Regions from separate parts of the Mus musculus genome. Here regions 1 and 2 are each linked to region 3. A link is a loop called in an ENCODE intact Hi-C map of the cell type or tissue named here. Cell type or tissue: heart. All regions are shown on one strand. Region 1 overlaps Vav3 (vav 3 oncogene). Region 2 overlaps Fam102b (family with sequence similarity 102, member B). Region 3 holds the start of Fam102b (family with sequence similarity 102, member B).

Region 1 (8,000 bases), 470 kb after region 3:
GCAGAATGGCTTCTTTTATAGCTGTGAATTGACAGTTGAGTTTCTTATTCAGACTATGCTCCCAGGCCTTTGGACGGGGTGATGGAACACTGTATAGAACGTGTTTCTCACAGTCCCTCAGTCGGCGTGAGAACATTGGTGCTGTTGTTCTAGGTGTGCTTCCTTCCACCTATCTTGTAATAGGAAGCATTTAATTTTGAATGCCCTTGTGTAAATTATAGCATGGAGAATATTATACTCCTTCCTAGTCCAAAGCAATGGTTGTCAATCTGTGCGTCACAACCCCTTTAGGGGGTCAAATCACCCTTTTACAGGGATTGCTTAAGATCATCAGAAAACACAGGTATTTACATTATGATTCATAACAAAGTTAGGTTAGTAGCAAAATTACAGTTATGAGGTAGCAATGAAGTAATTCTGTAGTTGGAGATCACCACACCTATATTAAAGGGCCACCGCATTAAGGAGGTTGAGAAGCAGTGTTCTAAAGGTAGGATTCTGGGACCTGCTTGGAGCACCGTAAACAGTGTGTTGAGTCTGGCCTAGTGTGGCAAATGTCAGAGGAGTAGGAGGGTGGGCTGGAGCGGCAGAGGGTGTAGGGACCCTAGAGTGTGCTTCTCAGCAGTTGTAGCTCTTTTTAAGGGGGCTACAGTTGAACATTCAGGTGGGAGGTGGGGTTATCACAATGACTGTTGGAAATATCGTTCAACCTCTGTGGTAGCCAGGCAGAGGGTGAAGTTAATGAGAGATGAGCTAGAAGTCAAAGATAAGCTGGTAGTTATTCTAGCAGAAGAAATGAGACAGGGGGCCTTTAGCAAGGCAGAGGCGCAGGGAGTCAGGAGGGACTTGGATCGGAGGGCAGTTCACTGAACAGATTGACAAGGCTTAAACATGGGGAAGGCTTCTGGAAAAATCTTTTGATTGTCCAGCTATTGGAGGGAGGAGAGTGGGGCTTGGAGGGTCACAGAGAGAGGAGATAGGTTCTAAGGGAAGGCGCTTCTCTTTAGGAGTCAGTGGAGGTCTAGGGCCATGGCTGGCGAGGCAGTGGGCAGAACCGTAGCTGCACAGAAGCATCTCCTGAGACAAGATTGCTTCATCTTACCTGCACAACAGACTTGGGTTGCACATACGAAAGGGAGCCAAGTTACTGTTCCATGTCCACTAAGTGCGAGGTGGATGCTGAATTTGAACGAAGAAAGTCTTCCTCCCAATCTGCTTACAGACTGTGTGCCTAGGGCACACTCTTCCTAAAGGAGGTAGTTACCCTTGATAAGTTCAATTTTGGTGGTTCAAAAAGGAAAAATACTTTTTATCTGTGACTGTCCCTGAAGTCAGTACATGATGTAAATTAGACCCATTAAAGCTTTACAAACGCACCATTCTCAAGAACAATGGAAACCCGTTTCCTGTGGTTTATAATCTGGATCAGAATGGATGCTTCTCTCTCTCCTCTGGCTATTATTTCTTTGCTTGGTCCATGGAGATGAGGCCAGGAGTGGTTTTTTTTCTCCAGTGTTCAAGGAAATCTCTGAAACATGTGGCTGGAAGTGACGTTGAGCTGCAGTGTATTCTAATGGGGTAATTTACTGTGTGAAATTGGAATGGCAAAGGAAATTAATGTAATGAGTTCTTTTGATTTCCTAGGAGACTGAAGGTGAAATATATTGCTAATCTGCAACTCACCATCTGGCTGGGTTTTGAACTGGGCCTCGTTGTCAAGAATCTGGAGTTAAGGGTAGCATTTAGTTCCCTTGGCTGCCTTTAGATCACAGCTGGCCTCTCTTTCAGTGCCAGTGCTTTTGTGTGAATCTCCCAGAGCAACACCCCGAAGCCCCTGTTCCCAGTTACCTCTTTTAGACCCTGTGTTTGTCTCTATTCCATAGGGCATTCGCTCTGAGCCTGCAGGGGCCTTGATGCCACACCTGGGTCTCAGGCCACAGCTGCTCACTTGAGCTGTGGGGCTTTGACACTCTATAGCCCTTGTAAGCCACTAAGTTAATTTTGCACTCATGGACCAAACCTGAAATCCCTGATTGCCCCTGCATAGCTAACCCCTCTGCAAAAGTCACTGCTCCAGGAATTCTTATTCAAACCAGCTATTAGATCAGAGAGAGAATACTTTAGAAAAATCAGGAAGGTACATTCACAAATAGTACTTGTTTTTGGTTGCTATGCATGTTGGACCCCATGGTTTCTTTTAGCTATTTGTATTCTAGATTACTATGTCTCTCTTAACTCAAGACCATCCAAGAGCTTCGTCAGTTGCTCCTGCAGAAATGGCTTGTTGCTTCAGTTGCAAGTTACAACAGTGACACTAATGTGCCAGTAAGTAAAGAGTGCTATCTCCTGAAGAGAATAGTTTAAAAATTGGAGCTTGTCTCTATTCAGTATTGCATTTTGCTTCGTGTAATAGTTATTAAAGTGACAAACTGACTGGTCAAGTAGCTCTGGCCAATGAAGAGTCGTTGTCAAACAGAAGAAGGGGCAGGGACCTCATCTGCTGTTTTGCTGGCTTTAGGGTTGAGAATCTGGGCACCTCTTTCCCTACTGTTAACTTTTCACATGAGGCCCTTATTAACGTCTTCATTACTTGTGCTAGGCTAGCCCTTTACACATTCTTGCCTGTGTAATCCAGGATCTTCACAGTGATGTTTGTAGGGCAAATATTCCTCTTTCACTCACGGGGCCAGCAGAATAGTTTATGTCCAGTGACTCTTATGAGAATCAAAGCAGGAGAAAGCAGTTTGGGTCACCTGTCCTGACTGTTCTTTATTGCTGGAAAGCAAAGTCATTATCAGTGGAATGCCTGGCTGCGTTCTCACAAGAGTGTCTAAGTTCATGTAAGCAGTTTAAAGAACGCCCCTCTTTCTTTCTCTCCTGGACAGGTACCCACTTTACCATCCTTCCGGCAACAGAACCCGCATGTAACTGAGTGTGCGTTTGGTGAGGATGCTGAGTGCTGACTTGGTATCAGAGCGTCATAGCTACTTACTCATGGGGATAATGGCAAAATCACTAGACTCTTGATGTATGCTGGAGTGTCACACGGCATTAAGATGAATAAAGTGCATTTATGCATGATGGCACGGCTGTGATTGATGGCTAGTGACAAAGCATGACCCTGCACACTTTAGAAAAATCTTAGAAAGGTTTTAAAAACAGCTTTATAATAGTCCTCTCTATTTTTGAGGCAGGATCCTACTTCATAATCTATACTCCTTTACAACTGATTAGCTTAAAAAAAAACAACCTTGAGTTCTTTTGAGAAAAAAAAATTAGAAACTGATTTTGAAAATGTTATAGAACTGATAAGTGCCAGGACAGGACTATAGCCACCGTCTAAGAGAGGACACATGAGATTCAGGTTGGGATGGGAGCAGAACACAGAGAGAAGGCACCTTGGGCTCCAGCTGCCTTGTGGAACTCTGGTGACACTTGAGCAGAGCTGCCTGGTGCTTTGATCTCTGGTTTCCAGTTGTGCATCTGAGTGGACACTCCTTCATTACCTAGTCTGAGCCTGCTGTCCCTCCTGAGCCCGCATGGTGGTCAGCCAGGGCGCCCAAGGACATCTCACCTCTTATGGTCTCACCGTGGCTGTCTCAGAGCACTCTTGGACCATTGAGAAAATCCCTGTGTGACTGACTTTTGGCTATTGTCTGCTCCCCATGGCTTCCTGTCCCCTCTGTTCACCCTTTCACTAATGCCATTCATTAGCCCTGTTCTCTGCTCGCCTATGTTCTCACTGACCCTGTTGCTTCTGGGATGCAATCTCCAGTTTAAAGTGGTAATGAGAAGCCGTGCCTACTTCTCTCACCTTCCTCACACAGTAGGTCTAATTAATGTCAGCCCAAATAAAATCTTGACTTCTTTACACACGTGTTTCCTTTCCCGTGGGGATAGAGGATGTGGGCAGGAAAGGTTGGTCAGGACGGGGAGTCACAGTAGCTCGCTGTTGCTAAGTCCTTACTGCCTTACCCACCTTTCTGGAAACTGACGTCCACAATCTCTTGTTTTGAAGTATCCATTTAAAAATCAACATATTTCATGGAACATAGGCTTTTTAGTGTCTTTCGGTATTTTTTTTGTTGTTGTTGTTTTATTTTATTTTATAAATATTCTTGTCTGTATGCTTCAGAAGGGCAGGGAATTCATAGAGGGGATTTGAGGATCTGGCATTGATCTGTGTCTTTGTCTGTTCACAGTCTGTAAACATCGTCTTTATAGAATAGATGTTGTTCTAAAAATACCACATTGACCAAGCAGCCTTTATTTGTTTTGACTAAATTTAGTATTAGTATTAGAATGATGAAGAGAACAGACATAAAAGTGAAGGGTCTTGCAGCTACTCATTGTAAGATCACCATGCAGTCTTCCCACCCTTCTGTCCCATGAATTTAGCTGTATTATCTTCTAGTATTGAATATAATAAATGACCACCATTAAATCATAGGAGTTGCTTAAACCAAATTTTCAAAGCATGATTAAAGGTAATGCTTAAAGCAGACCTAAGGTAATAGACTATCGTTTGGCTCCCTCTAGTGGTGCATGTTTACATGACAAGTCAAGCTGTATGATTTCTGTCATCTGGGTTTTCCAGCTCCAGGGGGAAAGGGACATGGGCGGGGAAAGACTGTAGTTATTCTCAGTGTTGACAGATCAAAGACAGAAAGTGAAGTATTTTGTAAATCAACAGTTGTCATACAATTATCTCCAAAGAACAAAATAAATTGCCATTAAGATGCACATTAAAGTAGCAGGAATAATATTTTATTGCTGTGTTGTTTTTCTTGCTAAGAGGGCCTAAGACCACAGCATACAACACAACCAGAAGCAGGGTGTTCTCTGGGGTTCTGTAGCACTGACTCATCCCAATGGTGTGTGTCTCAAACCCTACTTTAGCCAGAGGTCTGAGGACTACTTATTCCAGATGTTTTTAAAAAACTAGACTTTTCACTTAGAAACACATAATTTTGGCATCTTCAAATATCAGTAATTTTTATTTCCTAGTGTTTCAGCAGGAGGTTAGGGTTAAACCGCAGAGTTTTGGAGCCACTAGCTTTGCTCCCCTGGTCTCCAGGTCGCTTGCTTCACTTTACCCCTAGGAACCATTAAAAGCATCCCCTCTGTCCTTATGCTCTTGTTAAAAATGATGAAGCCGTGTTTGGTTTATTTTTAAGTTAACAAGTCTATATACATGTCATGTAGAACATGCTGTTTTGAGCTAACTGTGCACTGTGGAGTGTTTAGACAGAACCGACTGATGTGTGTCTACTCTACTTCATTTTTTTTAATGCTACCATGCCACGCCTATTCTTTTCACAATTTTCAAGAATCCAAGAATTCACAGGAGATTGCTATTTATAGTCAATATGTAATTACAATTTCCCATGTAGTTAATTTTATTTTCTATAATAAAACTTCACAAACATTTGATGGACATTCTCACCCCACCCCCGCCAATAACTTAACGCGGAAGTTAATTAGCTGTTCTTATTTATGTTTTATAGAGGTGGGTTCACCTGAGTGAACAAGGCTCCCAATGGGCTCCCTCCTGAGCCAGGAGTTTGGAGACCCCATTTATGGGACTGGTACCCCGCAGAGGCTCATTTGAGGGATGGAGATCCTTGCTCACGCTTCTGTCCTGGGGCTGAGGCTTTTTAGAGGACACTACCTCAATCCAGACAGATGCATCTTCCCCCATTGCCGTTCTTACTCAAAAAGAATCACATAGCAGATCCTCCTTTGCTGCGCTTGATTTTGAGAGTTTGAGCCATCATGTTTATCATTAAAAAAATGCAGTTAATGAGAAAATGAATTCTGGATCTAGATGGTTTCCTCAGTGAGTTTCTGCCAAACGATTGAAATGAAAGAGGAGTGAGATTACTAAATACAGATGCTAAAACTGTCAGCAGAGCACGCTTGGACTTAGGTACTGAAATACATAATCGAAAGTAATTTAGAGCAGAAAAGTTCTTGAAAGCACTAAGCAATTTCTTTTAGTGATTATAAAGAATTGCTACCTTTGAACCATTTATTTCACATGTACTGTGTTATTTCATCCTTACAATAATCTAATGATCATTAGCTATTCTTTGAAGACCTATCTAGAGGAAGAAGCCAACACTAGCGAGTTTAGGCAGTTGCTTAGAATTAGCTGGCTAATGAATGTGAAACCCGGATTTGATCTTGCGTGATCAGGCTAAGAACTGGCACGCTCAACCATTTTGCTGCTCAGTGATGCCTGCTGAGCTGTGGAAATATGTGATATCTGTGTGGCCCAAAACGTGACAGAAACGGTGATGACTGAGTGCCTAGAGCCAGGCCAGGTCAGCCATGGAAATACAATGTATGAGTTTTTTTTTTTTTTTAATTTTATTAGGTATTTTCTTCATTTACATTTCCAATGCTATCCCAAAAGTCCCCCATACCCCCCCCCACTTCCCTACCCACCCACTCCCACTTCTTAGTCCTGGCGTTCCCCTGTACTGAGGCATATAAAGTTTGCATGACCAATGGGCCTTTCTTTCCAGTGATAGCCAACTAGGCCATCTTTTGATACATATGCAGCTAGAGACACAAGCTCCGGGGGTACTGGTTAGTTCATATTGTTGTTCCACCTATAGGGTTGCAGTTCCCTTTAGCTCCTTGGGTACTTTCTCTAGCTCCTCCATTGGGAGCCCTGTGATCCATCCAATAGCTGACTGTGAGCATTCACTTCTGTGTTTGCTAGGCCCCAGCATAGTCTCCCAAGAGACAGCTATATCAGGGTCCTTTCAGCAAAATCTTGCTAGTGTATGCAATGGCTGATTATGGGATGGATCCCCGGATATGGCAGTCTCTAGATGGTCCATCTTTTCGTCTCAGCTCCAAACTTTGTCTCTGTAACTCCTTCTATGGGTGTTTTGTTCCCAATTCTAAGAAGGGGCAAAGTGTCCACACTTTGGTCTTTGTTCTTCCCAAGCTTCATGTGTTTCGCAAATTGTATCTTATATCTTGGGTATTCTAAGTTTCTGAGCTAATATCCACTTATCAGTGAGTACATATCATGTGAGTTCTTTTGTGATTGGGTTACCTCACTCAGGATGATGTCTTCCAGGTCCATCCATTTGCTTAGGAATCTCATAAATTCATTTTTTTAATAGCTGAGTAGTACTCCATTGTGTAAATTTTTTAAAAACAAATTTTAAGTTAAATAGCTTCACATATCTAGCGAGTACTAATTGAGGAATACAGATTTATTTGATTTTTAAGATATTCCAGTATAAGGTACAAAATATATGGGGTTAATGTGTTTAACTCTCCACTTTACTGGGAGGGGACTGTCACTCGCCTGTATTAGTAATCTGAATTAAGTCATAAAATTAACAGAAAAGAAACACAGGCACTGTCTGAGCTTTTAAGCTTCCCAGTCATGACTCTTCCCATTTTGCACTTTTGGAACCTATACATTTATATTTTCATCATTGTTAATATTGAATGGGAAAGCTGTTGCTTTTGAGGCAAGTGTTGAACTTTATTAAGTACAATAAACATTTTCTTCTTTTCCCCCCAGGTTATAGAAACATTATCTCGGCTATCCCGAACACCAATAGCATTGGCCACAGGAATCAGGTCAGTCTGAGCCTCTGTGTTTCCCGTCTCCCGTGTAGTTCAGTGCAATGTCATTTCCTGAATGGTTATTGTTTGCAAAGCTCTTTGTGCTTAGTACTTTAAGTGTCACATGCACATTTGAGATTTATTGAGCAATTAAGAACTTATTATTCATAGAACTGAGTGAGGCTCAACATTGTGCTCAGTTTTCTGGTGACTGTCACTGGTTATGGCTCTCTCTAAAAAATTCCTCAGCATTTCTATATGTATAATTCATTAAGATAAATGCAAATGTTTTAATACATAAATATTTAAAAATATAATGTGTTTGCTTCCTGTAGAAGAGACCAGAACAATAACTCACAACTTTTATGAGTTTAAGGAACAATCAGACAAGCATTAAATGATAG
Region 2 (8,000 bases), 47 kb before region 3:
GGATCCAGATTAGATATCTGGACCCGGAAAGCTGTCTTAGAGATATGTGATAGTCTATACTCTGGCTTCAAACAGCTAAATTCTGTCTGACACAGTAAAGAAGGAAACGGTCTCTGGTCAAAGAGGCTGAAATAGGAAATGGACGCTACTCAGCTGCTCAGACGTCTGTCCATTAGCACAGCACGGTAAGTGTCAGTTCACAGAAGTCTGGCTGTGATACAATGCTATCTTTCTGACCAGCTAACAGTTTGCGTCTGTTCTGACCGCCAGACGAGCAAGTCTTAGTACTGAATGGATTATGAAACAGCTCTTCTCGTAGCTTGCCTATAGATTTTTACAGACTGATTATTACGCTTAGACAGTGGCACTGGGGTTTTGTGACTCATCTAGTATTAATGACTAGAATAATAGACCCTGCACCATCACAGCCTTCCTTCTGGCCACCTGCTGCCGACTTGGATGCATTTGCCATTTGACTTAAGTCTGAAATGCTCAGAATTATAAAGTATTTAAAATGTTTAAGCTATAGCATAATATTTCCCCAAAGCATGAGCCTCCTCTCTTCCTGCCAACTGCTGCATAAAAGGAGTTAATACGCTTAGTACAATGCCGGAGGTAACAGGACATGGAGGACTTACTTCATAGGAATTACAACTATCTTGATAGAATTTATAGGGTTTAAACTGACCTCAAGTCCTGTCTCTTAAATATAAAATTTAAAAACAGAGCCCAGACCTATTGAGCACCCCCAACTTAGATATGTACGCTGGAGTACTAAAATCACCCTCAGATGTGTCCAGTACGGTTTTTCTCCGGGTGCTTCAGAAGCGCAAGCAGACCTTTCGTTCTGGGTGCTGAGGCAGGCCAGGTCTTCACTGCCCCGCCCTCCATCCGTTCACATGCTCCCCCAGTGGGTGAGTAGGTGGGAAAGGATGGTACAGGATGCTTTAAGAATGAGTCAGCTCTGCCTCCCTCCTCGCAGATGAACTTCACTTTGAAAACAGGCTCTGTGTTTTTCTTACATGCTTGACTAACACACCTTGAAACACCTGTTGTCCACACAGGGAAGCTTCCGCCCGCTGCTGGCTTCGCTCCTAGCGTTTGATCACAACCTGTTCATAGGCTCCAGATCCTACCCTGAAACGGTAGTGAGAGGAAAACCTTCAGTTGAACTGCAGAGGCGGCAACCTCCAGAGAACTCTCCTCCCAGGCACGCCTGCTGGTTTCCTTTCCCCCTTTTGAGACATGGTTTCTCTGTGTAGTTCTGGCTGTCTTGGAAAGCCAGTCTGGCCTAGGCTTTCTGGGATTAAAGGCTGTGCTACCGCCACCCAATCCTAAAATCAGTGTCAGTCAGGGCAGTACATAGGATTTCCCTGGAGAGCGATGAGAGGCTTAATAATACTGTAGGTCTTAATATATCTTTTTAGAAAGGGAAAAGCCCTTTTCACTCTCTCTCTCCTCTCCTTCCCCCCTTTCAGATAGGGTTTCAGGTAGCCTAGGCTGGTCTACACCTCTCTGGCTTTGGGGTCCAGTTCTTCCTGCCTCCACCTCCCATGTGCTGGGATTATGAGTGATGACAGGACTCAAGATTTCCTTTGGTCAACACACAGATGGCTTGATATGTGGCCAGTATTGTGAACTACACATGTGTGACGTAGTTCAAAAGGGAAAGTACTCTTGGTTGATGTCCCCCACTCCCCAATCTCTTCTCTTCTTTATAATTTAGCTGGGGACAGGGAACCTTGCTGGAGACTGTCTTCTCAACTCCCCTATAGGTGGGTGTGGCCATGTGACTAATTTTCCCACGTAAAACACAAAGAGATATATTGACGTCCATATCTCTAGTGTATAAGAAACCCTTGTCCGGGGTTGGCAGCTACACCAGCAGTTCAGGCCAGTGAAAGAATAAGATGGCAGTATGTAAGTTTTGGGGATAGAGTTGAATAGTTAGCTGGCCATTGCATTCTTGGGTTTCTGCATCACAGCTCTGTAATATGCTGGGTATGAACTGGCCAGATACATATGTATCCGACATTAATGGGAGGGGAGGCCCCTGGTTCTGTGGTGGTTTGATGCTCCAGGGTAGGAGGATGCTGGAGTGGTGGGGCGGGAGTGGGTGGGGGTTGGGGGAGCATTCTCATAGAGGCAAAGGGGAGGGGGGAGGGGGGAACGGGATTGGGGGATTATGGAGGGGTAATCAGGAAGGGGGGATATCATTTGAGATGTAAACAAATGGAATGATTAATAAAAATAAAGTAAAATAAAATTTACAAGATAAAAATTGAGACAAGAAAAAACAGAAAGAAAGGAAGAAAATGAAATATACTAACAGAATGATGGAGTATACTAAATAACTTGCAGGCTTTGTGAAAAAAGCCATTCTGAGACAGCCTATTTAGGTAATGGTCTCACCAACAGGAGATCTTCTGCTGCTGCTGTTATAACTGATGACTTAGGACTGTGGTTCTGTGCCATCAAGGAAGGAGCATGCTTCTCCCTGCTACTGTTTCTTGGTCTGGCAGAATAAAGGTTCTCACTATGTCTTTTAGACAGCAGCTAGTTTTACGTTTCGAAAGGGTCATAGTTCTATCCTTTCCCCAAAGCATCCTGGGTGATCAGGAGAACTTCAATATTGGCGCTGCATGGAGGTGAAGGTCTTACTGTAAAAGTTATCTGCAAGCCGGGCGTGGTGACGCACGCCTTTAATCCCAGCATTTGGGAGGCAGGGGCAGGCGGATTTCTGAGTTTGAGGCCAGCCTGGTCTACAAAGTGAGTTCCAGGACAGCCAGGGCTACACAGAGAAACCCTGTCTCGAAAAACCAAAAAAAAAAAAAAAAAAAGTTATCCGCAGGTCGCCGTTTCCTCATTTGTTGAGGTATCAGAAACCCCTCCCCTACATCGGCTGTTTTGCCTGGAGTGCATAGTTTAGTAATCCTGGAGACTACTATGTCTGGTTTTACCCCTTAATGACCTTTTCTGAGGTGTTTATGTTTATGGTATATCTTTATCTCTAGGTATAACACGATTATCCCGTTCCTACAGTTGGTGAATTGATGAACCCATGAGCTTCATCTGTAGTCATGGCAACGAAATAAACCAATAGTGACAGCAAGGTCTACAGAAATGGAAACAGGGTTGGGCTTTTAATTCCCACTTGTAGAAAGCACGAGGGGAGGACCACCGGACTCTCGCCCACCATTCCCTCCTCTCACCCACCATTCCCTCCTGCATGTGCTCCTGGAAGATGCTAGGGTGTATGGGGGTGGAGGGTTAACTGACATTAGGTCTCTATAAAGTTGTCAACCATGACTCAGCAGGATTTCTTGGTGACTCGGCTGTTTTGTAAAGCCCAGGCCGCTCACCGGTTCATCAGGTCACCGGTTATCGGTTACTTTGGTCTGTTGGTGGTGCTTTATCTTAGCTCATAGGAACTAAGAATTGGCATTCGAACATCAGAATACCGGAAGGAAGCATGTGTGTGTGGGAAATAATGGATGGAGAAGTCTCAAATCTGATGAAATGTATCTGTACGGGCATCCAAGAAGTTCAGTGAAACCCAAACAGAATAAGGACAGAGAAACACACCCAGTCACAGTACATGCCAACTTCTAAGAAACCAGCCACTAGGGGGAGATCTTGTTCGGTGTGCTGGCTCATGCCTTGAGTCCCAGTACTCAGGAGGCAGAGGCAGGTGGGTTTCTGAGTTTGAGGATAGCCTGGTGTACATAGAGAGCTCTAGACACGTCAGAGCTATACACTGTGACCCTCAACAGAAAAAAACCTTAAAAAACACCTAGATAGCAGCTGGAAAGATGGCTCAGGAGTTTAAGAGTCATTCCCGATTTTCCTGAGGACCCGAGTTTAGTTTCCAGCATTTATATCGGGTGTCTCACAACTGTAACTCGGCTCCTGGATAGCCAACGCTCTCTCTTCTGGCCTCTGTTTGTGCACCCCACCACTCCCACCCTGTAAACCTTTAAAACAGCCGTATATAAAAACTATATTAAAAATGGAAATGGAAACAGCCTTCTTGTTTTTTTTTTTTTAAAGAAAGAAATGTTCTTAAGGTCAAGCAGCCTCTGCTGCTGAGTGGGCGCACGGCTGGCTCGCAGAGGTAGGGCCACTGGCTGGAAATGTTTGCTTTGTTCTGTCTAAAATATTAGGCTACAAATTCTGTTCTAAAAATTCTTTTTTTATGTTCCAATGGCCAGGCGCTCTATTTGTCTAACAGAGTCTAGAAATATAAATAAAGTAACTAACATAAGATATAATGTTGAAGACATCCAGGAAAGAATATTCCAGTCACAACCAGCTCCTCTCATGGAGGTACAGCATGCGTGTTACTTTAGCCTCAACATAATGACAACTGCAGCCCTCATCCTTTACTTATTCCTTTTTCTCAGAGCCGAGGCTAGCCTGGGACTCTTCAGACTATGTAGCAGAGGATAGCCCTGAACTCATGAACGTCCTGCTCTTATTTCCCAGGCGCCGGGATTATAGGAGGGAGCTACCGTGTTCTGTTCCCTCTCGAGACTGAAGTGAGGGCTTCGTATTGCTAAGCGAGCCTCCTGGCAACACTCCCTCTCCCCGTGAAGTAGGCTGTTCATGTTTCAGCCCAGTGACCGGGTGCATGACATACCTGTTTGGAAGGTGGTGGCTGCCAAAGGTTGTACTTCCCCCAGGTCCCACGAACAACCTCAGCCCTTCTTCTGCAACACATAATTGGAAAGTTTGCTAAGCGCACAGTTGCCAGACCACTCTCAAATAATACGCATATTGTAGTGACCCGAATTTTACATTCATTAAGTGTATCAGAGTTTATAAGAGACAATTGCAAAGCCAGCCTAACTAACAGTTCTTTCTCACCGACCTCCCCAAAGCTCTTTTCCTTTTAATGGTTAATGACAGCTCTTTCTACAATTTTTCAGGAGGTTTAATTATTTCTATTTCCAGCCAGTTATACAACAAAACAGTCAACTGTTAAGTGTTCTCTGTTCTCACCAGCATGAGTAATTGCACCTTTCAAGTCGGTGGCAGATAAAATTTCAGTTTCTGTGGAAATTGCTGGGAGAGACTGCACAATTCTATTCACGACTGGTTTCAAGACCACCACGCTGCAAACCCCCACCCCCCCATGGGTCATGGAGCCAGCACTCGTGAAATGCATGGACAGGAAAGCTTTCTTTAAAATTGATCTCTGCTTCTCTGGACCCATACCATTTCTAGGGGTTGAACCCAGGGCCTCATACATTCTGGGAATTTGCTGTACTACTGAACTACACCACCTCCAATTGACTCCTTCACTGAGGTTCGCTCTTTTTCCAGGATCACCAGCCTTTGTCAGAGACAAGCTACAAAACTACCATTGCTTTTGTGGACATGGAATTGCGTTCACCCGTCTGCAGCAGTAGCCCAACCACATGGCCCTACAGTGGTGGGCCACAGCGCCTGTATGCACATCCGTTCTTCGCATACCTTCTGCACTGGAGTCGAGGCTGAAGTCCTGACTCTGTAGGATTTTCTCCACGATGTCATCAGCATCCACTCTGGTGTCATCAACCCGCTTCAGCTGCGACTCAACAGAATCTTGCTTCACTGGACATCTGTGAAGAGAGCCACAGCTGAGTCTCCTCCTTTTGTATTGATGATGTCATGAGAATAAAGATGCTTTGTAACATAACAACATCACGTGGGAGGGTAACGGCATCACATGGGAGGGTAATGGCATCATGGGGGAGGGTAACGGCATCACGGGGGAGGGTAATGACATCACGGGGGAGGGTAATGACATCACGTGGGAGGATAACGGCATCACGGGGGAGGGTAATGACATCATGGGGGAGGGTAATGACATCACGTGGGAGGGTACCTGGCGAGTTTCTCGGAAGCTTCCTCTTCCTTAGCGGTGGTGGTGGTGGCGGTGGCGGCAGCAGCGGTGGGGTCTGGACTTGGTTCAGCTGTGATTGGCTCAGTCTCGTCACATGGCTCGAGAATGCTTTCAATCCCCGTTGACGTGCTTCCCACTGAGGTATTTCTCCTGTGGCAGAACTCGGAGAAACTGGATGACCGGGAGTGACATGTGCTATAGCCTGCCAGAGGAAAAATCACTTCGGATATACTGCCAATGATCAAACACACACACACACACACACACTACAATCTAACCTTTTCTTTCTGTAGGTGTGTACAGGTTCACAGGAATGCATGCACACGTGTGTGCAGATGCACGTGGGTGGACGTGTGCACAGAGGCCAGTTGTTGATCTGGTATTCTCCTCTGTCACTGGCCATCTTGTGCTTTGAGACACTGAGCCTTGACCTTGCTGTTTTAGCTACAGTAGTCCCTGACATCCTTCTGTCTTTATCTTCCCAGCCCTTAGGTTGCAGGTATGAACTGTCCATGTCGGACTTTTATGTGAGTGATGGTGACCGAACTCAGGATCTCATGCTTGCATGGCAACCATTTTTACTGAGTCATCTACCATCTCTGAGATGTAATTTCTTTATCCCACGACAATAACCGTTCCACTATAGTAGTTCCAAGTGTATTATTGGATTTTATTTTGTCTGGAGACAGGCACTTGCTGTACAGCAAGCAGAGGCTGGCCTTGAACTTGCCATCCTTCTATCTCAGCCTCCCCATTGCTAGGATAGCAGCTGTGTGTCACCACACCTGGCTTCACATCCCTTTAGAACAGTGGTTCTCAACCTTCATAATGCTGCGACCCTTTAATACCGCTCCTCATGTTGTGGTGATCCCTAAGCATAAAGTTATTTCATTGCTACTTCATAAGTCTAATTTTGCAATTGTTATGGATCATAATGTAAATATCTGATATGCAGGAGATCTGATAATGTGACCCCTAAAGGGGTCATGACCTATTGACTGAGAGCCACTGCTTTAGAAGAACAAGGCACTGAATCCCACCGAGGGTCTACCTGATACTTTGGACTGCTGGCTTGCATAGCTTGATGTTCTAGAGTGTCCCCAGGCACCAAGTTCATCTGGAACAGAGGCACTCTTTGCTGAAAGATCTGCAATAAGTCACAACTCGGTGTTACTATTGCCAGCAAGTCAACTTGTATTCTAACTTGTAGATTTTATTACTTCGCAAATTCATAATCAAGGAAAATAAATGATAACATGATAGTCCTTCAAATTGGCACAATGAAAACAGCTACATCGCAAGAAATGAAAGAATACTTAAATATCTTAGTTCATTGGAAAATTAGGGTACTTTCATCATGTCTACTAGCAGTGTGTTTTAAAACCATTAGTTCTTTTTCCTCAACATTTCTCTAATAAATCAGGCTTATTCTTATAATTCTCAGGAAAATGCTGGACTTTGGTGTCATTTCCCTATCTATCTATCTATCTATCTATCTATCTATCTATCTATCTATCTATCTATCTATCTCTATCTATAAGACATAGTTTCATCTATCTATCTATCTATCTATCTATCTATCTATCTATCTATCTATCTATCTATCTACACAGTTCACACTCAGCTGTTACTCCAGTTCCAGGGGACCCAACACTCTCTTTTGGCCTCTACAGGCATGCACATGGTGAACAGATATATACATAGGCAAAACACCCACACACTAAAAAAGATAAGATGATAAGTAAACTTTGAAAAATAAAGTGACAAAAGGAACAGGATAGTACCTAGTTTTTGATGTACTATTTGGGAGCACAAACTGTTCCTAGTAGCTCCCTGATCACCTGCATAGTCTAGATAGCAATTACGCACTGGCGGTACCAGCCATCCTCCACAGACAACAGAGCTGTTAGTGTTTAGTATTAGTGTAAAACACTTGGAAACAAGAACTGTTGTTAACGTGGGAACTGAAGGGAAGCACTTGAGTGACAGTTACCACAGTAGCAGGTCTGTCACTGAACAGCTGCACAGCTGGGCCAGCAGATGCTGTCAAACATGCAAGCTGCAGGTCCTCTGCAAAGGCTTCTCATGTCCGGACAGACTGCAAGGGTCCCAA
Region 3 (8,000 bases):
ATGGAGGCTAGGTTATATACCAAAATATTAATAATGGTGGTAAGCTCTGCATGATTAATTTATTGAAAATATTTGCTATTTTTGCTTCTCTAAGTTTTCTAACATGAAAACATTTTTACTTTTGCAATATGGCAAAAATTAACTGGAAAGAAGTACATGATGTCCAGTGAATTAAAATCCTGAAAACAAAGATGTTCTTTGGCAAAAACAAAAAAGAAATCCTTTTAGCTTGTTTACAGAGTCAGAGATACAATACACAGATGTGCGCCTCGCTTCCCGGACACTCCCTGAGTTCACATGTGGTTTTTCCACAAGTTCATGAGAAACTTGGAAACGTATTAGTTACCAACACAAACACCACACACACACACACACACACACACACACACACACACACACAGGGAGGGAGGGAGGGAGGGAGGGAGAGAGAGAGAGGCAAGGCAAACTGAGAAATCACAGATATGTAGGAAGAGTCCCTTCCCATCATTCCTTGCTTAAACAGACCAGAATTAAACATGTCCTCATAACTGCAGTAAGCTTTAAAAGTGACTTACATACTTTATTAAGGGGAGTTCTGGAAAGATTCAAATAATACAATGTTCTGTTTTTCTGAAAGGTCTTCAAAAATATTTTATTAGGCAGCCGCTTGGCTTCAGTTGAGTAGACCATTGTAACATTGCAATGTATTTTCTAAATGTTTTGTTAACTGTGGTGAGACCTAACCACTTGCCTTAACCATTTTTTAATGTCACTTCCTCAAAATAAAGAGTTGGATATTTTTTTTTCTAACTTCTTTTTACCGATTAAACTTTCACAGGAGAATCTAGATCCTTCTAAAATTCATTTTCACTAATCATCTATAAACAGGGAAACCAGTATATGGACCTTCTAATGGGAATAAACAGGCTTGTATGGCCCCAAGAGGCCAAGAATATAAGAAATACATGCACTGAAATAACTGTGCCTTCGATCAATTGTCAGGTCCACTGTCCCCTTAGATGAAATATATTAAGCATACAGCTTAACTCTTCTCTAGAGCAGTGCTTCTCAACCTTCCTAATGCTATGACACTTTAATACCGTTCCTCATGGTGTAGTGACACCCCCCACCCAACCACAAGATTAATTCATTATGCTGGGTGTGGTGGAGAGCATGCCTTCTGCATTGAATCCTAGCACTTGGGAGGCAGAGCCAAGTAGATCTCTGACTTTGAGTCGAGCCTGGCCTTCAGAGTGACGTTCTGGGACAGCAAGGCTACACAGAGAAACCCTGTCTCAAAAACTAAACCAAAACACAAATATATGTTTGTTGCTACTTCATAACTATAATTTTGCTACTGTTATGAGTCATAATGTAAATATCTGATGTGCAGGATATTGGCCATGACCCACAGGTTGAGAACCTTTGCTTTACAGCCACGTCCAATGTTTTCCCCCACCCCAAACAGAACTGAAAGGGCATTACCTCAACTTCCTGACTTCTGTCAATGACATAAGGCATTGACCACTGCATTATCACCTGCCATTTACTGATGCGAAAAAGCCTGCATTCAGGTTCTCACAGCCTCTCATTTGTCTCTCCATCGCTAATCTATCTATTTTTTGCCACTTGAATCTAAACAGCAGCAGACTGCCAGCCAGCCAGCTGGCTCAAATTCCACTTTAATCACGTTACGGTGCAGTTCGAGAATACAATATTGAATTCTATCCTTTGAGTAGGGAAATCAAACCCTACAATGCCATTCAAAGCCCCTCTCTAACATCATCTGCTGCTTCTGCTCGTGGGAACTCTCCCATCAGGCTGATGCAGCACCAACCCTCTTAATGGCTTGCGCGGGCTCTCCTCTCACCTCTTTCTTCTCAGTGCAAATCCATCCTCTAGGTGTGTTCAGCTGGAATACCAATGCAGATTTCAGCAACCATCATAACTGTAAATAAAAGACTTTTCCTTTTCAGAACTCTCATAGCGTCTGACCCACTGATGAAGCAGTAAGCCATGTGTCTCCCACCATCTAGCAACTGGACATCTATGATCTAATTTCATTAATTAGAGTCAATTCCCTCATGGACTTTGTATTTGCTTTACTTCCCACATCCCTCGGCAGGGAGATAGAAACTTGCTAAGTGCTTAAGTGATATCTGGTGAGCAATGACTCATCTGCACGTTTAGTTTGTGAACAAAGGCAAGGGATGTGTGGATGTGTGTGTGTGTGTGTGTGTGTGTGTGTGTGTGTGTGTGTGTGTGGTGTGTAACATGTGTGTCCATTAAGACCCTTTTTCAACAATACAGACATTATTTTGTGTGGGGTCCCTCAGACCGTGCCTAAGGTTTGGTGATTCCTTATGTACTGGCTGCTTTTGTGTGTCAACTTGACACAGCTGGAGTTATCACAGAGAAAGGAGCTTCAGTTGGGGAGATGCCTCTACGAAATCCAGCTGTAAGGCATTTTCTCAATTAGTGATCAAGGGGGAAAGGCCCCTGGTGGGTGGGACCATCTCTGGGCTGGTAGTCTTGGGTTCTATAAGAGAGCAGGCAAAGGAAGCCAGTAAAGAACATCCCTCCATGGCCTCTGCATCAGCTTCTGCTCTCTGACCTGCTTGAGTTCCAGTCCTGACTTCCTTGGTGATGAACAACAGTATGGAAGTGTAAGCTGGATAAACCCTTTCCTCCCCAATTTGCTTCTTGGTCATGATGTTTGTGCAGGAATAGAAACCCTGACTAAGACACCTTAGAACTCAATGGACTCCGCATACAGCTGTACTCATTGCTGAAGACACTACGGTTCCGGAATTCGCAGCAGCATCCGCTCACAGCGACACCAACATTGGATTGGGGGAGATGTGCTGTCTGACAGGGACACTTATCAGGTTTAACTAGGACTGGCTGCTTAGGCAGCTGTCTTCTCCTCAGCAGGATGCAAAGTCCAGGCTCTCAGAAGGCATTTAGCATGAACCACATAGGTGTACAAACAGTCTAAGCACTGTAAGGCATGCTTGTCATCCAGGCAAGAAGATCAGGACACTCATCAAGGTCACTCTTGACATCAGGCCTTCCTAGGATGACAGTCACGAGCCCGCTTTAACCCTTTTACGCAGAAGTCTTTTCATATCGCTATGGGAGAAATGTTAGTCTCAACCACTTACAACTCAAAACGGTCCCCTAGAATAATTTTCTATATTAAAATTTAGCAGCCAGAGATGATCTATTCTTTAGATTGGTACCTGCTACTCAGGCTACACAATTTTGATTATTTCAGGTTTTCTATTTCTCCCTGTAAAGGAAGGTATGTTCTTTTTATTGAAGTGTGTGTATGCACACACACGTGTGTTTTAAGGCTGCCTCATGTACTCTAGGCTAGCATCCTTCTGCTTCTACATTAAGTTCTGAGACTGAGATCTGCACCACTGTACCTGGCACACTTTGGTAGGATAAAGGAATTGGTAGAAAAATCTAAGCAAACGTCTTCATCACCAAATGCCAAAATACATTCAATGTTTCAGGCACACTGTCTGAGGAAACCCTCAAGATGGCCTTAAATCACTGGCTGAGTTTTCCAAATTTTAGCTGTGAATGCCTAAGTAAACCCACGCAGGGTCATCACGGTGGGACTGAGGTTTGCTAAGCCCTGGTTAGGGCACTATTAACCTCAATTCTCTTCATAAATCCAGATTTTAGTTGGAGGAAAGGTTTGTTTAACACAAGCAACCTGACTTTTATTTTTTCCTGTGTGGAGAAATCAATTATAGCCCTCATACCTTAACTTATTAGGCAGCTGCCGACTCAGAAACTCCTCAACAGCACACACCTTTTTTCTCTGTCTGACATCACGCTGTCTGAAGTTAGACTTGGGCCAGAAACTTGGCATCACGCGATCAGACAGGAGGGGGTCTTGGGAAGGTATGCTTCCTAAGACTCAATTCACTTACTAGCATAGTAAAACTCTCCACCTCATAGCCCTACCTAGAGTAATCAATATGTTTAAACGGCCCAGTGGACATGTGTACTGGGAGTGAGGTGTGTGTGGGGGGGAAATGGTCAGACTTGTGACTGACTGACTTGTGAGGCAAATCAACACTCCATGCAGAAAAGGAGGTAGAAAAGAAAGAAGGTAGGTAGGCCCATGTTCTGACCACCAGGTGGCACCATTGAGGCAGAGGCTTACGTCTATCTGTTCCAACTTGGGGGAGGGGGAAAAGAACCCTCCAGGAAAACTTTGTCTAGGCCTCAGAGTAAGGCTGTCACTTGACCCCCGCATGGTGTTCAGGATTTCCATTGCAAGAGCTAGGAAGTTTTACACACATACACACGCGCGCGCGCGCGCGCGCGCGCGCGTGTGTGTGTGTGTATGTATGTATGCATGTAGTTTTTTCCTCTCCACAGTTCATTGTTCTCTGACAGCAGTGTTAAAATGGTTGTATAATCAATTAGCTGAATGTCTACAGGTTTGTCATCACAGTTAAATATTGAAAATTATCCTCAGTGGATTTTTAAAAATAAATTTGAGGATCAATAGTGCCGCGTACATCTGTTCATTTAGGCAATTTGGCGTTTCCTGGCTTCCACGGGATTCATTATTGCCAGAGAGGGCAGTTTTCTGGCTTCCGTCCCACAACCCATTGACATTTTTTCCTTTACATTATTAATGGAACAGCAGATAAAAAGAATATTTTTTAGGGTAAAAATGAAGTTTACGTAGACAAAACATATATTGACGACTAGCCCCTTCTCCTTGACTTTAAGAACTTAAAAGTTCATTCCAAAACTTCTTTCATGTATCTTGTTTTTCTGTAGAGAAAAATATCTAAGAGCAAATCTATCAATGTGTAACCTGCCCTTAAATTACTCAAGGAATCCTGCCATACATGGCTGCGTTCTGTCACCTGCTGTCAGATTCTTTCCCAGTGTCTAGGTGCTCATTTTAAAAGGACATGGAGGATAAGGTCTGGGCTCTCTTGATTCTAAGTCTTTCACTGAGACCCACTAGTGGCCACTTGAAGATGGGTAATTGAGAATATAAGCACATTAACTGGAGACATAGCTCTAAGGCAAGCCAAAGACTACATAGTCTCGTCTGCCAGGAACGCTTGACTCAAGACAAGCCCGACCAGGCGTATCCCAAGCTCTATCGTGGCCACCCTAAGTCCCAGTAAAGTCTCAGTAATTACGTCAACCACAGGCGGTTCCGAGTGGGAGCTCTTGGACTGTAACAGTTTGGGTCATTTTCGCTTCTCTAAGGTTTACGGTCTACTTTGGATTTTGCAAATATGGGAAATGTCTTTGGACAAACCAGAAGCATCCTTTCTGTGTCTCCACCGTTCCTGAAGAACTGGGGGGAAAGCAGACTCAGGGGCCACCTGAAGATAGGCGCGCGGGACAACCAGCCCAGCCCACTGCGAAGCACTTGGTGCCGTTTGTTCGATGCTCTGGCTGATTTCAGACTCGTCTCTGGAGGACGATGAGCTCACCGAGCTGGCAGCTCGACAGAGCAAAGGGGCCAAGCATAGAAAGGGATGCTGGCCGTGCAAGAAGCCCCTGCCTGCGGGCAGCCGCGGGAGAGCAGCTCCCGAGGCTCCTTACCTGGAGGACTCGGCGGTGAAGCTGCCGCCGTCCAGCAGCCGCATCTTGCAGAAGAGGACCCCGTTGACGAAGGGCACCGAGGAGAGCTCCTCGAGCTCGAAGTCCACCTTAAACTTAAACTTCTTCTTCTTCATCATCGTGAGGGCCAGGCGCCGGCGAGCGGGCTGCGCGGACGGGCGCCGCCGCCTCAGCTCGGCCGAGCCTCGGATCCGCCCAGCCCCATGGCCCGGGCCGCGAGCGGCGCGTGGGGGCGCAGCCGGGGGGCGCCGCGAGTCGGCGGGAGCCGGGGCCGCCTGTCGCGGCAGCCCGGGCCTGAGAGCACCGGCGGCTGCAGCGCGGACCCCGGCCGCCCGCGAGGAGCGGTCGCCTTGCAGCTCGCCCGGGGAGTGGGCGCCCTTTCCGTACCGCCGCCGCCGCCCGTCTGATCGCGAGCAGAGAGAGAGGCGCCGCTAGGAGAACGGTCGCTGCCGCCTCCCTGCCCGGGGCGCCCCCAGCGGCCGCAGCCGGAAGCGCACCCAGCGCGGAAGCGGGCGGTCCGCGGAGGGCGGAGGAGCTCCGGGCGGGCGCGCGCCCCGCCGGGGAAGCTGGGCAAGCTAACACGCGACAGCAGCGAGCTCGGCACGCCTCCCCGGGGTTAAAAAAAGACAAACCCAGCCGAAAAAGCTTCCTTGTGCAGCTTCCTCTGCGCCTTTCCTTTCTGGGTTTGCACCGCCCCCCTTTCTTCCCCTCCCCCTCCAGTGATTTCACGGCCTCTGGGTTTGAAGATAAATAGAGACAAATAGAATCCCAAACCTAAAAATCTTCTGTAGGGTCTCTAAACCCCACTAGCTCTTAAACATTAGATGAAAGTCAGCTAGGAGAAAGGAAAAGATTAAAATTTGCTGTGGCCACACCAAGTGCCCAAGCAAGGGGCTGTGCCTTGTGTTTCCCGTCATTGATGGCTTGTTTATTTAATTTCTGTCACCCAGGAAAGAAAAAGGACCAGAGGAGTTAAAATACTTTCCCCTTTAAAATCTGTACATACTGTGAACACATGAAGTCAGATTCTAAAGGCATACTTAAAAAATTCTTTTTAGATGAATATCAATTGTCCCCCCCCCCCCCACACAGTATCTACTGTTAAAACGTATGTTATCAATTTAATTGCGTACTGTTTTTGAGGGGTGGTGGTGTTTTTAGGTACTGTTGTTTGGTTTGGTTTGTAGTCAAGGTCTCTAGCTCAGGCTGGCTTCAAACTCCCCATGTAATCAAGGATGATGTTGAACTTGTGATCCCCATGTCAGGGTGATAGGGATGTGCCGCCATGTCATGTTTATGCAGTTCTAGGAATCGAACCCAGGACTTTCATGCATGCTAGCAAGCTACCTCACAACTGAGCTACATCCCCAGCCTGGCATCTGGCCTTTTTAATTTTTGAAAAGGTGTAGTTCAAAAGAATCCTCTTTGTAGATCATTCCTTTACGTTTTTTAAAAATTCAATTGATGTGTCTGGGTCTCTTGCCTGTGTTACAGGCCTGTGAACTACATGTGTGTCTGGTAATTGCAAAGACCATAAAGTGTGTCTGATACTCTTAAACGGGACAGTCGTGAGCTGCCCTGTGGATTTGAGAAGTGAACCAAGTCCCTTTGGAGCTGCTGGGCCATCTCTCCAGCCCATTTATTTATTTATTCATATAAAATATTTTAATTGCCTAAACCACCAGTTACTGGCTAGATAGATTCCATGACCAAAACCCAAAACCTGCTTGTAATAATTTTAAAGTCCTGGCCTGGCCAAGATGGATCAGTGTTAAAGGAACTTGCAGGACATGAGTTTCATCCCTGGAATTCACATGGCAGAAAGAAGCAACTAGCTAATCCCGCAGATTGGCCTCTGACCTCCATCCATAGGTTCACTGTAAGGCATGCACACCTACAAATACACTTGCATTATATAAATAAATAAATAAATAAATGTATTTTTTTAGACCTTTTAAAGACAAAACTGGACTGCAGAGAAATGTCGGTGGGTAAAGAGCCTCAGTGCAAGCCGGACCTCAGGAGCGTCCACAGTGTGACTTCAATCCTGAGAAGCCATGGAAAAGTGGAAAGAGAACCAGCTTCACAAAGTTGTCCTCTGAGGCCCGAACACCACCATGGCATGCATGCTTTCACACACACACACACACCCACACACACACACACACACACACACACACACACATACACACACCTCTCACACCCCGCACAAGAATAACACTACATAACAATTTAAAAAAGGCAAAACCTAAGACAGAAAAAAGTCCTAAATTTAAACGAAGTACAACTTGGAATAAGAAGTGATGAACTGAATGAATAAAGTGATGGCTTTATGGATTTTACCTAGGATTTGGGAGAAAGTAGGAGGTGTTCCAGGTGAAGAAGTAGGAGAAATAAAGATTCAG

The links. A loop is a pair of places that touch in the nucleus more often than their neighbours do. Peaks named below come from ENCODE experiments on the same cell type or tissue, not always from the same donor. Only the 100,000 strongest peaks of a DNase experiment are listed, where the experiment ranks them.
Region 1: a loop joins it to region 3, with 2.4 times the contacts of the local background. A loop is called at or near these places in 4 of 42 quality-filtered maps.
Region 2: a loop joins it to region 3, with 2.4 times the contacts of the local background. A loop is called at or near these places in 4 of 42 quality-filtered maps.

Annotation. Positions count from the first base shown.
Region 1 is chr3:109,487,226-109,495,225 of GRCm38, forward strand. It overlaps Vav3 (vav 3 oncogene), which reads left to right. Exons shown (of 27, transcript NM_020505.2): 3 at 7,553-7,611. Among named protein-coding and RNA genes, the nearest start is that of Vav3, 150 kb to the left of the region's middle. In heart, a CTCF peak has its summit at 4,542 (motif pointing left); no DNase peak of the experiment used is centred here.
Region 2 is chr3:108,974,206-108,982,205 of GRCm38, forward strand. It overlaps Fam102b (family with sequence similarity 102, member B), which reads right to left. Exons shown (of 11, transcript NM_001163567.1): 7 at 6,939-7,034; 8 at 5,870-6,089; 9 at 5,476-5,603; 10 at 4,640-4,709; 11 at 1-1,137. The coding sequence ends at 1,095. It also overlaps a transcript of Henmt1 not described here. Among named protein-coding and RNA genes, the nearest start is that of Gm43221, 23 kb to the right of the region's middle. In heart, a CTCF peak has its summit at 3,623 (motif pointing right); no DNase peak of the experiment used is centred here.
Region 3 is chr3:109,021,608-109,029,607 of GRCm38, forward strand. Fam102b (family with sequence similarity 102, member B) reads right to left here and starts at 6,000. Exons shown (of 11, transcript NM_001163567.1): 1 at 5,578-6,000. The coding sequence starts at 5,714. In heart, CTCF peaks have their summits at 4,138 (motif pointing right) and 5,009; DNase peaks (open chromatin) are centred at 294, 4,134, 5,504, 6,114 and 1 weaker place; H3K4me3 peaks cover 2,653 bases; H3K27ac peaks cover 1,507 bases.